2 separate regions of the Homo sapiens genome follow, and region 1 is linked to region 2. A link is an interaction called in ENCODE POLR2A ChIA-PET data of the cell type or tissue named here. Cell type or tissue: MCF 10A. All regions are shown on one strand. Each heading gives the region's core, and the rest is flanking DNA. Links, peaks and the distances in the headings are about the cores only.

The links. ChIA-PET counts read pairs that join two places held together with the same protein. Peaks named below come from ENCODE experiments on the same cell type or tissue, not always from the same donor. Only the 100,000 strongest peaks of a DNase experiment are listed, where the experiment ranks them.
Region 1: POLR2A ChIA-PET joins it to region 2 with 5 read pairs; 4 of 35 experiments call an interaction of 5 or more read pairs at or near these places.

What each region holds. Positions count from the first base shown.
Region 1 is chr15:98,498,746-98,507,287 of GRCh38, reverse strand. It overlaps the pseudogene FAM169BP. Among named protein-coding and RNA genes, the nearest start is that of LINC02351, 82 kb to the right of the region's middle. In MCF 10A, for the core only: no CTCF peak of the experiment used is centred there; no DNase peak of the experiment used is centred there.
Region 2 is chr15:98,664,813-98,673,354 of GRCh38, reverse strand. The region is part of intron 1 of IGF1R (insulin like growth factor 1 receptor); the gene reads right to left. Among named protein-coding and RNA genes, the nearest start is that of IRAIN, 18 kb to the right of the region's middle. RefSeq lists enhancers at 1,894-2,619, 3,348-4,073, 3,724-4,923. In MCF 10A, for the core only: no CTCF peak of the experiment used is centred there; a DNase peak (open chromatin) is centred at 4,264.

The sequences.
Region 1 (8,542 bases), core at 2,002-7,001, 170 kb after region 2:
CAGCATGTACAGACTAAAGAGTAAAGACCCGAAAATTAAAATTAAACCTATGATAGGAGAGGTATAGATAGATAGGCAGACAGGTAAGGATGATAAAATATTCATGGTAGATTTAGGTGGTGAGTGTGTGGGTGTCCACTGTAACAAATGTTTGAAAACTTTTGTCATCAAATGTTTTAGAAAAAGGAAAAAAAAATTATAATTGAGTAAAATGACAAAGATATGATGCCACAGTGCTGCAGAAGGTTTTGGAGTAAGGAGGCTCTTGGGTATTGCTGGAAGCAGTTGGGAGCCCTCCCTGGTTCTTGGCAGGGAAGTGGCAGTCTAGCCGGTACGGGGGTGTGAAACCAGATAAGTTATCCACCGCCCACTGCCCATTTCCTCAGGACCTCTGGCTCTGCCTCCTGGCGTCCAGACTCAGTGGTGGTGCCCGCGCTTGGCTCTCACAGAGGCTGGCTCTGTCCCCAGCACTAGGGGCTGTGGACCTGCAGCAACAGGCCCTCCCTGCTTGCTCTCAGCCCTTGGCTGCCTGGGGGGCATGCAGAAGGAGTGCTGAAAGGAAGCGGAGATTTCCAAAGAAGCCTGGTGATGTTATGGAGGATGGGGTGGGGACAGGGATCCTGGCTCTGTATCTTCAGTCCTTGGCAAAATGCCCTGCCCATGATTGGAAGGAAGGACATGCCAGTGAATCTTGGGGAGGCTGCTGGCAACCTCGGCAGAGATGCTGGGGGCTTGCCTGGCAGGGGGCACAGGTTGGAGACACATGGAGTGGATTGAAAGCAATGGTGAGGAAGGTTTCAGCGTGGCTAGGTGGTGGTACCAGCCATGCTCGGTTATCTAGGAGAAAAAGCACAGGGCAAGGTCAACCTGAGCTCCCATCTGAAGGGTCTGGGGAATAGCAAAAGCAGGGGGAAGTAAGATTCGGCAGCGGGAGGAGGAGTCTGGGCCTGGATCCTCCACCTGGGTGGGAACCTGTGCCGTAGGCGTGTCTGCGTTGTGGGGCATAGCACCTTGCAGTTATCACCTGTTGCTATTCCTAGCCCTGGTCATTGCCTGTGGTTGACCTTCTTTGGTAGATTATAACCTCTCTGAAGGGAGGGGTCCTGCCACTTAGATCTTCTGGGCTCTGTTGGGTTGCCAGCATCCCCAGAGGGTGTTTGTAAATATTAGTTAGGTCTCTCCATGGGGGAGATGTGGGATGGGGAGGCAGCTGGGCTAAGAAACAGAAATCAAGACACTGAGGGAGAAGGAAGGCTGAAGCAATAGTGTTTGCAGTTGTTGCCTTCCCTGATTAGAACATCTATCCCTCCAGCCAACTCCCAGGACGTTTTGTGACCAAGCATAGCACTAACCCTTCAAATGGCTGCTAATTGATTTACAGTTTTTGGTGATTGCACAGCATGTGCACCCGGAGAAAAACAAGCAGAGAATCAAAAAATGATGATTTTTTCCTGGAAAAGCATGCCCGTTATAGCCTACAGGGACAGCAGGGGCCAAGGCAAACATTCAGCTGAAACCAGAGCCTTGGTGTAGCCTGCCTTCCGCATGGCTGTCCTGGGCCGGGAGATTGCGACATGGTGGGGCTGTGGCCAGACCCTCTCTGGGCTGTGCCGGGGGCAGGTGGTGGTTGGGAGGGAACCTCAGGGAACTTCTTTGGGGCCAGGAGGTCCTGTCTGAGCTGCTCCTCTCTGCTGTGCAGGCTGCCCAGATTTTGGGGATGGGTCAGGGATGGAGGGCTGGAAGCGGGTGGGGATTGTGAATTTGGGACTCCTAGAAGGGGGCCCAGCTAGAGCAGCTCCTGGTCTCTGCTGGTGGGCCTTGAAGGGAGGGGCTGGGCCCTCTGGTGGGATGGATGGGTGCAGTGCAGTGCTGACTAGCAGGATGAGGGCAGTTTGTGTATATCTAGTGAAAAGAATGAAAAACAACTGGGGTGGTGGGAGATGGGGAGAGGCTCGCTGACCTAGTGAAGTCTGGGTTTTGGCGTGTGGAGCGGTGATTGCAATTTTTCTGGCTTTGAAGTGTGATGGCCCCGCAGACTCATGAACACGAAGGATGCAGAGTGGAGATTTCCCGGAGCCTGCTTCAGGGACCACCTGGTTAGGAGGCACCCTGTAAATATGCCTGCCATGAGCATGTGGACATAGCGTCTTTATATTTTAGTCTGTGCTTTCTTTCTGGATCATGCAAAGGGAAACGTCAGTCCGAGGCAGGTCAAATCCCACCCTCCACATTGGCAGAACCCTGCTGAAGTAGGTTTGACAGTTTGAGGGAAAAGAGCTCTGGCCAGAAACTCAGGCTTTATTTAAATACCTGCGTCTCTGGGCAGCTGAGGTGCCCATGTGGCCACGGATGTTTGGCCAGTGTTAGGTGGCCCCCAGGTTGAGTAGTGACCCAAGCCACTTCTCATACAACCTAAAGGAGCCCCGTGCTAGGAACAGAGAGATTTGTTTTCGTTGGGCCCTAAAAGGTGCCAGTTGAAGGGCTGGCTACTCACAAGGACAGCGAAATGTTTTGGAAGTGCATGTTGGCTAGAGTTTGGGATTTCCCTCTTTATGGCACTTACTGTGAGCTGGATTTAAATATAGGGGAAAACAGCATCCCACTTTCTTACCAAGGGACTAATGGTATTTGGAAGACAGGGACGCTCCATGGAAAATATTTCGAGTGTCAAGGACGGAGCCTTGGGCTTGGTGTGGTGGGGGTGGGTTGCTTCTGGGAGGCACCTTGAAGGTTTTACCACCGCATTTGGGGAGCTGTCTGCATCTCTTTTTGCTTCCCCCAAACCCGAGAAACGTGCCAAGCCTGCCTTGGTCCGGCTGGTGATTTTAAGACTCCTTTCCTAGATGTACAGCTTTAGCGTGGGTTTCTTTTTGTCCCCAAAACCTTGCAGTTCAGCTGTACCTCTGGATCCAGGCACCCCACCTCGCTCCATCTTCCTCTGGTTAAAATCTAGACTCATGAAAACAAAATTGCTTAAGGCAAGAAAGGCCTGAGAAACAGAGGGAGGCTGATGCAAATCTACTGCAAACCAGATGTTTCCTTCTCTGTGGCAAAGAGGCGCTGAAGTTCATGGGGCATCTGGGGAAGTGTTTGTCTTTAAGGAAGACATCTGTATGGAAGTGGTAGCCTGAGTAATGCGATGTGACAGTTGCTGTGTCGACTCGCGTATTTTCCCCTCCCCTTATATTATTGGCCAGTTCAATGTTGCACAAAAGTCGTGCAATGCCTTGGAATGTGTTTATGTGCTGTCCTCTGCCAGAACTTTTCAGCATTTTTTTTTCCTACGTGTGTTTTGCTTTTGAGAAGATGGCCTGTCACTTTGGTTTAACTGTGTTCTTTTTTTATGGAACTACATATTTCTTGGATTTGTAACGGGGCAGTGGCGACTTAGACTCCAGGAGAGTAATGGATGGGGGAGCAAAAAGGGGCAGGAAGGGGCACTTGAAGCCCCTTCCAGACCAGGGGTCAGACATGACCAATTTGCAGGTAGTTTGAGGAGATAATATGTGTGCGAGTGGAATGGGTCCCTCCTTGGTGTCTGTGATGGCATGGGACATGGATCCTTCTTCTCTCTCTCTTCTCAGCTCCCGGCTATGTATCCAGCTGCCTGCTGGCCAGGCTCACTTTGCCATCTCTATCAGGCATTTGGAAACTGCAGCCCGCACTTTCCTCCTCTTCCTCCTCTTTGCTTCCTCCTAGTTAAGGCACCTGCAACCTTCTGCTGAAGCTTGAGGGCTGGCTGCCCTCACTGCTACCTTCTTCTTTTTTTTTTTTTTTGAGATGGAGTTTTGCTCTTGTTGCCCAGGCTGGAGTGCAGTGGTGCGATCTCGGCTCACCACAACCTCTGCCTCCTGGGTTCAAGCGATTCTCCTGTCTCAGCCTTCCCAAGTAGCTGGGATTACAGGCATGCGCCACCACGCCTGGCTAATTTTGTATTTTTAGTAGAGATGGGGTTTCTCCATGTTGGCCAGGCTGGTCTTGAACTCCTGACCTCAGGTGATCCACCCGCCCCTGCCTCCCAAAGTGCTGGCATTACAGGCGTGAGCCACCGTGCCTGGCTGCTACCGCCTTCTTTCTGCTGCAGACGAGTCTACTCCCAGCCTGTATCTCTTCCCCAGTACCTCCGTCCCAGTCAGCATGATTGCTGCAGCCCGTCTCTCCTCTCCTGGCTGCATCCCCACGGCTTCCCATTGTTTTCTCTCCCTCCATCCTCACCCCCATCCTAATCCAGTCTCCACCCTCAGTCAGTGTGAACCTTTTTTTTCTTTTTTCCCTTTTAAGACTTTATCTTTTTAGACCCGTTTCAGGGTCACAGCTTTAGGTTTCACAGTTTCAGGCTCAAGAAGGTACAGAGATTTCCTATATGCCCCCTTCCCCGACACGTGCAGAGCCTCCCCTGTGGTCAGCATCTCCCATCAGACTGGGACATTTGTTGCAATTGATGAACCTACATTGCCACATCATTATCACCCAGAGCTCATCGTTTACATTAGGGTTCACTCTTGGTATTGTATGTTCTACAGGTTTGGGCAAATGAATAATGACATGTATCCACCATTATAGTATTACACAGGCATGAGGCATTCACCCTGTTAAGGTCTTCCCTGGCTGGCCTCTCCTTTCTCAGCACAGTGCCTTGGTTTGTCCTCTCCTCATCTAGCCCTTTCCTTTCTCTTTCTGCTGGCCTCTGCCTGGGTCTGGCCCAGCTCTGCCCTCTTGTCTTTTGTCCATTCTTCATTTGGGGCATACTGCTTAGAACAGGGGCTTTGGAGTCAGTGAGACCCACCCGGGTTCACATCCAATTCCAGTGCTGCTATTTCTAGGTACACAACCTTGGACAGGTTTCTTTTTCTTTTCTTTTCTTTTTTTTTTTTTTTGAGGTGGAGTCTTGCTCTGTTGCCCAGGCTGGAGTGCAGTGGCACAGTCTCGGCTCACTGTAACCTCCGCCTCCCAGGTTCAAGTGATTCTCATGCCTCAGCCACCCGAGTAGCTGGAATTACAGGCGCTCGCCACCATGCCTGGCTAATTTTTGTATTGTTAGTAGAGATGGGGTTTCACCATGTTGGTCAGGCTGGTTTCAAACTCCTGACCTCAAGTGATCCGCCTGCCTCGGCCTCCCAGAGTGCTGGGATTACAGGCGTGAGCCACCATGCCCAGCCCTTGAGCAGGTTTCTTAACCTTCTGAGCCTCACCTGGAAAATGGAATTAGCTATAGTAACCAGTCAATGAGATACTGGAGAACTTGGTGTGATGTCAGCAAGATAGCTGACTAAAAGCCCCTAGTGCTTGACCCCCTACAAAGACAGCCAGAACAACAAACAACCACCTGTTAATGAAAATAACTGAGAGAGAGAGTGCCAAAGTGTATCAGAGGTTTAAGAGAAACCCTGGTGAGCACAGAAACTCGGGATGGCCACATAGAGAATGGAACAATGGGCCTCCGCCACTTCATCTCCCAACTGGGATAATCTGGGAACCAGGAGGAGCTTTTTCCTATGGTGGGGAAGTAAGCAAGGGGATCCCAGAAAACCCCATTACCACCTTGGACCTCACCGCATCACACCTACAGACATCACTGCTGGGGTCTCCTGCAGCCCTCACAGGCACTAAGCCCCACTGAAGGGTCTGCCTGGAGTCTACACAGCTATGCTCCTGCCAGGGTAGGAGCCAATATTGTGCCCTGCCCCTATGCCTTGCATGGCTACTGCATTCTCTTATTTTGGAATTGGAAAGATGGCTTGGGTATGTCTGGCTCTGGGGTTGAGTGGCCACAGCTTCCCTTCATCTCTGAGGTTAAGCTGCCACAGAACCACCCCAGCCTGATGGCCTGATATCCCCAAGCGAAGTTGCCAGCAGGTGTTACACCCATCCCCATGGGGCCAAGGAGAGGTGAAGTGGCTCCACCTACCACCAGCTCTACCTCCTTGGGCTGGAGCTTGAGCAGTACCCTGCTTCCTGGGAAAATAGTACCTTGGCTGCCCAGAGCAGCCATGCCTACAAGTGCCTAATTTGAAGCAGCACCCTACATCAGGAAATGATATCTTTGTTATCCAGAGTGGTCACACATCCTATACCTAAGCTGAGGTGATGCCCTGCATCCCAGGGAAACGGTGCCTCGGCACCCAGAACAGTCATACCCCCCAGACCTAAGCTGAAGTGGTACATTGCCCTGTGGAGAATTAGAGCTTTTGCTGAGCTGAGCAGCTCCACATCCCAGGGCTGAGCTGATGTAGTATCCCATGTCCCAGGGAAACAGAGCAGTGACTGATCTCAGACACCCTTTTCTACTGGCCAAATAACTCCAGAATCCTGCTTTCCTGAAGCTGAACTAGATTCCTAGAGTCTGAGCTGCTGAGATAGCCTTCTCCTTGCGGAGTGGAGTTACAGCTTTGCTGCCTCCTTGCCTCCCCAATCTCCCAGGGCCCAAAGGACAGCTGTGTTCCACCATTCTGGGGTACTTGTTACTCCCGCACCTGGTCTCATAAAGTCTGGAATACTGGTGAGCCCCACCCTCCCAGTGTCTAGAGTCACTACTGCATGGTGCCTTATCCTGTGGGACCCAAGTTGCCACTGAACCCTGTTGGTTGGCTCAGGCTCCCAAATTGCAGCTGTACCTTGCTCCCCAGGCCCAAACCTTAGAGCACCTCTTCTTCCCTGGAGTTGGGCCAGTTCTGTGCCCTAACTCCTGTGGGTAGAATCACAGCTACAATGCAACCTTGTGGGCCAGAGCTGCTAGAAGATGCCTCAGACTCACAGATCCTGGCTTTGTGGGCAACCTTCAGCCAACCCTGCCACAGAAAGTGAACCTGTACCCCAAGACCCGAGTACCAAAATAGGTTCGTGAGACCCTGAGCCTAGGATGTTGGCTCCACAGTTGCTTTAAGCACCTGAATCTGGAACCTAGCACCACTGAAGCTACTTGTAGGTCACGTCAGACCTGACATCAGGAGGGATCCCCTTGGCTGAGTCTCCACACTGTAGGGAAGATGAGCCTAGGAGGACCCCCAAATCCCTTGACACTGAGGACATTAGCAACCTACTCCACTGCTGCTGCCGCCACAGACTTCTACAGCCTGGGCCACTGTGGCACCCACAGTTACTCCTGATGTTGTGCACAAATAAAGAACCTTCATGGAGGCTATAATATTGTGCCTATCTGGAAAGAGTCACGACACCCTTCCCAACTGGTGCATTAAAATGCAACTGCAAGTGAAAGTCTTTGTCTACAAAATCTACTCTAGAAAGCTTGAAAGAGGTGATTCTTCCATCAGAAGCATACTGACATTGACATAGGAACATAAGACATGTGAAAAAGCAAGGAAATTTGATATCACCAAAGGAACACAATAACTCTATAGTAACAGACACCAATGAAACGGAAAGTAATGAGTTACCAGAAAGGGAATTTAAAATAATGATCTTAAGGAAACTAAAAAAGATAAAATAAAATACAATATAACTCAACAAAATAAGGAAAACAATTCACAATATGAATGAGAAATTCAACAGAGATAGGAATCATTAAAAAGGACCAAACATAAATATTACCACTGAAGAATTTAGTGAATGAAATAAAAAATATGATAGAGAGCTTCAACAGCAGCCTTGATCAAGCAGAAGAAGAAATCTCTGAACTTGAAGATAAGTCATTTGAAATTATTCAGTCAGAGGAAAAAAAGGATATAAGAAGGAAAAAGAGTGATGAAATCCTACAAGACTTATGACACATAAGTAAGGAAGCAAATATTCGTATTATGAGAATTCTGGGAAAAGAGAAGGGAAAAGGCATAGAAAACCTAAAGTTCCCAAGTCTGAGGAGAGATATGGACATCCAGATTTAGAAAGCACAAAGATCCTCAAATAGATTCAGCCATAAAAGTCCCTCCCTGAGGCATATTATAGTCAGATTATCAAAAGTCAAAGACAAAGAGATAATTCCAAAAACAGCAAGAGAAAAGCGTCAAGTCATATGTGATGGAATTCTCATTAGGCTAACAGCAGATTTCTCCACAGAAACCTTATAGGCCAGGAGAGAATGGAATAATGTATTCAAAATGCCAAAAGAAAAAAATTGCCATCAAGAATACTTCAGAAATAAGGGAGAAATAAAGTCTTTTCCAGACAAGCAAAAAGTGAGTCTTTCCCAGACAAGAAAAACTTTGTAATGTCACCACTAGATTGATGTTACAAAACAGGCTCAAGGAGTCCTATATCTGGAGGCAAAAATATGATAATCACTATCATGAAAACACACAAAAATAAACTCACTGGGAGAACAGATTCACAAAAGAGAAAGGCAAAAGAATAAAATCTTATCACTATGGGAAGCCATCAAACTACAATTATAAACAGTAAGAGAGGAAGAAAGGACCAAATTACATACAAAACAACCAGGAAACAATTAACAAAATGACAGGAATAAGTCCTCACCTATCCATAATAACCTTGAATGTAAGCAGATTAAATTCTCCATGGAAAAGATATAGACTGGCTTAATGGATAAAAAACATGACCCCACTATATGGTACCCACAAAAAACTCA
Region 2 (8,542 bases), core at 1,258-6,257:
GTACAACCGCTAGTCCGCCACTAAGAGAAGTATGCAAACAAGAGCCTCCAGAAGATGGCTATTCCACCAGTACATCAATTAACCAAATAGTGTAATGATACACACAATGTCACTGACATGCCAGTACATCAATCAGCTACAGAGTATAAAACCATGTGTGGTCCAAAAGGACCCTACAATAATCCCCAAGAATGCTACGTGGCACAGTAGCTCATGTCTATCAGCCCAACTACTTGGGAGGTTGAGGCAAGAGGATCACTTGAGCCCAGGAGTTCAAGGTTACAGTGAGCCATGATCACACCACTGCACTCCAGCCAGGATAATAAAGACCTCATTTTTTTAAAAAAAAGTAAAATAAAATAAAAAGATGCTCCCATGTGACAGTCTTACAATGCAGGCTAGTGTCTCCAAAGAAGACTTACTGAGCTACACAGAGGAAGCTGGACATTAGGAATCCCACCCAGAAACATTTGTTAACCCTTACGAAATCACTGATTAAGTTTCACCAGATTCACTGCTTCAACTTTCCAGGTACCCGTATTTAGGGGGGAAAAATCCATTCACCCCAAATGAAATGATTACTGGACCAAAATTAGTTAACCCAATCAGAACTACTTGAGTGGCCAAGCCATTATCATCCTATAAAGCTGGAAAGGTTTTTGTATTTCTCAAAATCTTATGACTCTCATCACAAATGAGACCGGAAGAAATACAACGTTTAGCATGGAAGCATTTGAACTGTAGGCACTTTTGCTAACCTACACTTTTTTTTTTTTTTTTTTTTTGAGATGGAGTCTTGCTCTGTCACTCAGGCTGGAGTGCAATGGCGCCATCTTGTCTCGCTGCAACCTCTGCCTCCCAGGTTCAAGTGATTCTCCCACCTCAGCCTCCCGAGTAGCTGGGACTACAGGCGCACACCACCACACGCGGCTAATTTTTGTATTGTATTTTTCGTAGAGACGGGGTTTCGCCGTGCTCGCCAGGCTGGTCTCAAACTCCCGACCACAGGTGATCCGCCCGCCTCGGCCTCCCAAAGTGCTGGGATTACAGGCGTGAGCCATGGCACCCAGCCTTATCTACATTTTATTTCATGAAAAGAGTTGTGGGAAAATGTGAAGGCTGCCAGTCCATCATTTTCTTGGTTACTTTGGATCCTTCTCCTTTGTTGCAAGAATCATAAATATTCCCAATTCTTTTACAGGCAAAAATGAAACGTGTGCCCAAATATGTCCTTTAAAAATAAACATTAAACATTATGAGGGAAACAACTGGCATTGTGGAAAATGTCTGTGCACCCTGGCTAAGCAACTCACTATTGCTTGGATTATATTAATATACACACCATAAAGCTAAGGAAGAACTTAAATTTGAGCCTCTGCATTTCTGTGCTGAGTAAGCTGTAGTTCTTTCGACTTATCGCCTTCATACTTGCCTGTCCAAACAAAAAGATCTCAAGAATTCCACTGAAATAGTCCAAACAAGAGCCTAAACTTACAAAGCTGTTTTTCAGAGCTCAATAGTACAACAACAGGAAGTAGAACTTCTGGGATGGGGATTTTGCTATTTATTTTTTCTTTCAATGGCCACTTTTAAGCAAAAGAGAAAAAAGTCTACAGGCATTACAAATCCTGGAAGCTATGAATCAGGAAGTGGGAAATGGCTGATCCTGAAATGGCCAGCCTGAAAATCCTGGCTCTTTTATGTAGTCAAGTCTCTGAAGCCAGGAATTTCAGAAATCTTAGGCATTTTGCATTATTTTCTGAATCTTAAAAGAGCTGAGACTTGAGAGAAAAGAGAAGGGCCAGGATAAATGAACCAATAAGGAAGCCCCCAGTCTCCAGCTCCATGCCCCTACCACCACACAAATCTTGCCCCTATAATTACAAGCTCAGTTGGGACATGCTCCTTACAAATGACGTTTGTTTACAATGCTGCTAAGGAGAGGGGGTGATAGCCCATGGTTTCTGCAGACAGAGCCTGCCCCAGGCTTCAGCTTTCTCATTCTTTCCCAATGTTGAATCTGGAATGGACTCGGGACCCTAAATATTTCACAACTCCAAACACCCTGCAGTTGATTAAAAACAATGGTCACTTTTGTTTTCAGGAAAGACTATACCTGATTTTTGCTAAGTCTAAGTAAAATGCAAAGACCCATGCAATGAACCTGCATGAATGCTTTCAGACATGCAGATTTGGAGGGGGACACTGCTCTCTTTTGAGCAAATGGAGATCCAGTAACAGAGCGGGGCTCACTCTGCAATGGCTGCATTTGCATCAACGTGAGACACCAAACAAATGCCCGCACACAGGAGTCTACTATGTGGATCGAGGGAAAAGAGGGCACCTTTATCCTTCCAAATATGACAACTCAATAGAAAACTTCTCATTCCAAAGTCCTAAGGGTCCCTACAACAGGAAGCTACTGGAGCTTGTGAAATATTTCCAGTTATTTTCTACAGAAATTAAACATATCAATTCTACCGGCAGGTCATGTGAGATGACAGGTTTAAAAATGTATGTTGATTGGGGGAGAAAAGCAAAGAAAAAAAATAGAAGAAAATAAAGTCATTTCCTGTGTCAGTTGTAATTTGGGAGGCTTTTTTCCAGTGCCCTTCTAAGTAAATCTGCCATAATCAAATGTAGTCAAATATAACTGCAATGTGCAAAAGCACAGTGATGACCTGAGAGGAAGGTGCCACTAAGAACCCCTGGGACCAGTCTTCTATCTCTTCCATCAGACATCCACTACTACCTCCCCAAAAAGGCTCAGGGTTATTTCATAAACACCAGTAGCCTCCCATGTATTTAACTTAGCACAAATAAGAGAACCAATATGTAAGGGATTTTTTTTGCTCTTAAGAACCAACCATTCCTCTTACCCCAGCCTTTACAGACCTGGAAAACCATCCCTGATTTGCCCCCAGCCTCATCCCCCACTACAACTTAAACAAACCTTCCTCTCCAGCCTTGCTTCCAGCCCCAAAATACATTTTTAAAGTTCTGATGCCAAGACCACCCCATCAAGTCTAGTATAATCCTTCTGATCATCTAAGTACCCTCCTCCAGGAGACCTCCAAGATCCCTCTGGGCAAAATGATCTCTTCCTCCAATTCCAGGGCTCTTTCCCAGTGTGCTCACTCCATCCTCACTCATAAAAGCATCTGGTTCCATTCCACAGCTGGGCACACCTTATCTTCTCAAGAGACAATGTAAGCTCTTTTTAAAACAGGGGCTGCATTTTACACACCTCACATACCTCCTGCAGGTCCCCGAACATCCAAACACTCCAAATTTGTCTCTGTCTCCAAATCCTACAAAACCAAATTCTCTCTACCCAGCTCAGCTCAGCATCCCTGGGGCCCCGATCTACCTCATCTGCCTCCTCTGCTCTAGAGTAAAAGCAACACCAGTCACCCCCACTCTGCCGCCCACTGTAGCCGAATCCAAGTGGCACTCTCAGCCCATGCTCTTATCAGTGCACTGGGGGCAGGCCTACCATCTACCAAGCACCAGAAATGCCCCTCCGAGCTTTGTGCAGCCCCCTTGCCAGGCAGACAGCCTCCAGGGCCAGGTTCGGCACGGGAAGCTAGAACACGGGGCTGACTGCACAGCCTGGGGCAGACACACCTCAGCTTCCACACCCACCTGACAAGGCTGCCCAGAGGATGGAGGGAAGTCAGTGTTTCACCCACTGCCCTAATGGGAAGACAGTGTTTCTCACCCACTGCTCAAGCCTGGAAGCAAAAGGTCCCAATGTTCCTACTCGATGACCCGCCCTGTCATGCCCTGTCCAGATATCTAACCCTCACCTTTCTCTGTCCATCAAGCAGTAAGAATTCATAGCAGCCAGCACATATGACCCTGAGGGCAACGTTCTAACAAAGCCAAAGAAAAGGTGGCACACTGGCCTTCAATTCAAAGCCCAGGGTGGCAAGAAAAGGGTCACTAGTTCCCTGAAAATAACTGGCATGCAAAATTCAAACAGGTAATTGGGGTGGAGTTCATGGAAAAGGGAAGAGAAAACCTCACATGGGTTTGTATACCCTTCATTTAAGCACACTGTCTTCAGGCAGCAGAGGTTTCAAGGTGCATGCTAAACACCCTTGCGCAGGTTTCAGAGAGCAGATAAAAGGGGCTAACCAGGCTCTCAGGAAGCCCAATCCGCACACGCACGGAGCCGAGCCAGTGGAAACCATAAGCCTGTCTCATCTGTCTCTAAACTGCTCACAGGATGAACAGGAAGGCTTGATCGATACTGATTTTACAGTCATAGGAGTGACTCATCACGAAATTCTACCCAGCTTAAAGCTCAGCTGTGAACAGAAACAAAACAACATAATGGCAGGGTCAGATTTAAAATAGTAAGTATGACTGGTAAACAGTTAATGCTCATAAACAATTAACAATCACCTTCCCAGCCTCCTGGATTTGCTGGGAGAGGAAAAAGTACTACTGAGGGCTCTGAAGCGGGCTGCAGCAGTAAGTCTGTCTTCTGTGGCAGCCCCTTCCAACTCACTGATGCTGGTGTCAGCTTTACAAAACAGACCCTGGAGGGTCACGAGGAGCTGCTTTTAATAGAATTCCACACATCTGATGGGTACGTGCTCACTGAGGAGGGGAGAGAGGAGGAATGTACTTACATGGAACAGAGTTTTCAGAGAGTGAAATTTAAGCTCTCCTGGAGTATAACTTCCTCTATGTAGCTCCTGCAGAGTTTAAAATAAGCAACTTATCTGTCCTAAAATGAGAGAAATGGGGTCATATAAAATTTCTCAATAATTGAGTTCCTCTCAAACTGCATTCACTTTAAGGAAAGCACTGGGGTGCTCAGAAGGTGCACTACACATTTCAGGCATTTGGTTACAGAGGCGAATGTGCTCAGCGCCATCCTGAAGACATGTACTTTCAAGTACTGGATTCCATGTAAATTTTAATGATCTGTAACCAACTCTCAGACCTGGCCAAGAACTTCCATAGAGAATCCTGGTCTGGAGATCCCTTCACTATGGCACACTGCTCCACTGTTCTGAACTGCATGACTGTGTCCCCTCCAATTCATATACTGAAGCCCCAACCCCCAGATACCTTCAGTGGTATCTGAAGGTGGGGCCTTAGGGAGGTAATCAGGTTTAGATGAGGTCCTGAGGGTAGAGCCCCCATAATGGCAACAATGCCCTTACATAAAGAGGAAGAGACCAGAGCCCCTTGCTCTCTCCACCCTGTGAGGACACATGACATTTGTCATCTGCAAGCCAAGAAATGGACCCTTAACAGAAACCAAATTTGGTCGGCACCTTGATCTCAGACTTCCAGCCTCCAGAACTGTGAGAAACATAAGTCTGTGGTTTTAGCCCTCAGTCTATAGTAACCTGTCACAGCAGTCTGAGCTAAGACATCCATACAGCCCCGTAAGAGAACCAACCCAGGGACGAGCAACACCTCTCATCATCTGACACCACCTCCTGCCTGACGACCAGGCAAAACAAGCACATACACAAACAAGCAAAAGGGGAGGATGAGAGTGGTCATTCGGGTTTGCTTTGGAGGTCCAGAGAAAATGCAAGTCCAACTTCCAGGCACAGACCAGTTGCCCGCAGCAGGCTTCCTCCCATTGGTCTCAGACCAAGGTGAGCCACTCCCCCGGGCGGGACAGAGAAAGCTCCTCTGGAAGCCAGACAAGCTCGGCCACCTCGAAGTCTTCTTTGGAATCCAGCAGGTCCAGGCCTGAGCCCTGGCGCCTGGTTAAACCAAAGGATGACAACCAAGCAGAAAAAAATAGCCCCAGAGAGTATCTGCTGGAGAGGCAGACAGGCGGACCTGGCCTTCGACACACAGCATGCGTGCCATGGTCTCTAGCAGCGCGTCCCTCCAAGCTTCCTGGCCTGTAAGGCGAAGCCTCTAGCCCTTTTCTACTTTTAGGATGCTCAGATTCTTGCCTGCAGAGGTCAATCCCTTTCTTTCAAGGGCTCCCCCCTCTGTAATGAGGCAGTCCATTTACAATAAAAAAAAAATTGAGCTGTCAAAACAAATGAAAAACTTCCAGTATAATCATAATCAGTGAGGGAATCAAACATCTAAACAAATCTCTCTTCTGGAAAAATAAGAAAATGAAAAAGCAATTACACGTCACATGGCTGATTAGCAATAAATTTCATTTGTGACTACGGTGGCATGAGTTTGACTCCTGACTTGCTTTCCTTGAAAGAAAAAAATTATCTGCAATACTGTCTCTTGATATAGAAAACAGACCCATTCCATCTGACTCAGCTCAAACCTGCGTTTTTTTTCAAGGCCTCTCCTGACCTCACAGTTCCCCCGCAGTGATCCCGTGGTACCTAGGACCGCCATGGACAAGGACTGGTCTCCTTGAATTTGTCTCCCCAACTATTCCACACATATACTCGCATAAACAATTGAGAAATAAGCTTTTTAAAATTGTGGTAAAATATACACAACAAAGAATTTAACATTTTAACCCTTGTTAAGTGTATAGTTCACTGACACTGATTCACAATGTTGCTCAACCACCGTAACCATCCACCTCTAGAACTTTTACATGTTCCCAAACTGAAACTCTGTACCCATTAAACACCAATTCCTCATTGCTCCCTCCCCCCAGCCTCTATTCACCGCCCCTCACCATTCTACTTTCCGTCTCTATGAATGTGACTACTCTACATAGCTCACGTAAGGGTAACAATTATGCACTGTTTGTCCTTTCATGACTGGCTTCTTTCACTTCGCAGAGTGTCTTCAAGGTTCACAGACATTGTAGCACATCATAGAATTTCCTTCCTTTTTAAGGCTCAATGATATTCCATTGTATGGATAGACCACATTTTGTTTATCCACCCGTCTATGGATGGACCCTTGAGTTGCTTTCACTTTTTGGCTATTTTGAATTATTTGCTGCCATGAACATGGGTGTACAAATATCTGTTCGAGCCCCTGCTTTCACTTCTTTTTGGGCATATACCCCAAAGTGGAATTGCTGGATCATATGGCAATTCTATGATGAATTTATTGAGGAAGCACCATATCATCTTCCTGTTAAAAAAAAAAAAGGCTGTGCCATTTTAACAGTCTCACCAGTAAGGCACAAGGGTTCCAACATCTCCACATCCTGGCCTATGCTTGCTATCATCTGGTGTTTTTGGTAATAGCCATACTAATGAGTATGAAGTACCAATTGTGGGTCTGACTTACATTTCACCAATGACTAGTGACTTTCAACATCTTTTCATGTGCCTATTTGCCTCAAGTAGTAAGTTTTAAATCAAAAGAATTAACCCCTCCTCCTAAGAGACCTCTCATCACAGAAAGCAAACAGTAGTATCCTTACCTACTAGCATTGTTAAATTGGTTAGTCTGGGCTCAAAACACTTTTGTTTTCCTTGCAAATACCACCATAGGCAATATTCGCTTAGCAAGACCATTCAAGTCCATCTACCAAGTTGCCTAAACAGGACTAACCTTGAATTCTGGTCTCAGGAAGACCTTGTGCGATCCAGGGAGCAGAGCAAGAGAGCAGCTCCTTCTCGCACCATCCTGCATCAGGCAACACACTGCAGCTGGCTTCCCACCTGACTGAAGCCTTCTCCTGTTCTGGCAGCCATGGGCCGCTCCAGCTGGGGATGCTCATCCTTGCAAGCAGCCATCCACGCACAAAGGGCACAGGTTCTCAGGGTTCTCCACATTCAATTTAAAATACCCTAATTTGTGTTGCAGATACTTAATCTAAGTGTTTTTCAGATCCTGTGCCCTAAATTTTGGCTGGAAACATAGTCCCACTCACATCCCTCATGCTCGTGACCAGGCTCTTCCCCAGGCCACATGACCCCCAATTACCTCCCCCTCCTTGAAGAAGGAAGAGACTGAAGGGCGAAGGGACATCCACAGTTCACATTGATAACGCAAATGATCCATCACCATGGCCTCAAAAGGGCCTTGGAATCCAAATGACCCACTTACTGGAGGAGGATGCTTCAAACGGAGGCAGATGCAGAGTCAGGAGGGAGACAGGGACAGAAAAGGAGGAAGCTGTGCTGCTATCCCCAGTGGAGCGCTTGTCAAACTCTCTTTACAAGAAATGAAGCTGGGTTCCTGCCGGGCGCGGTGGCTCACGCCTTTAATCCCAGCACTTTGGGAGGCCGAGGTGGGCGGATCACAAGGTCAGGAGATCAAGACCATCCTGGCTAACACGGTGAAACCCCATCTCTACTAAAAATACAAAAATTAGTGTGGCAGCGGACGCCTGTAGTCCCAGCTGCTGGGGAGGCTGAGGCAGGAGAATGGCGTGAACCCGGGAGGTGGAGCTTGCAGTGAGCCAAGATTGCGCCACCACACTCCAGCCTGGACGACAGAGCGAGATTCCATCCAAAAAAAAAAAAAAAAATGAAGCTGGTTCCTAATTCTGCAGTCAAAAAAAAACGGCAAATGTAGCTAGGAGCAAAACATCAGAATCAATACACACCCAAAGGGTATTTTTTTTTTTAAAGGAAGTAAATAACTTCTAATGCGTATTTCCTCTATCCTTAGCAAC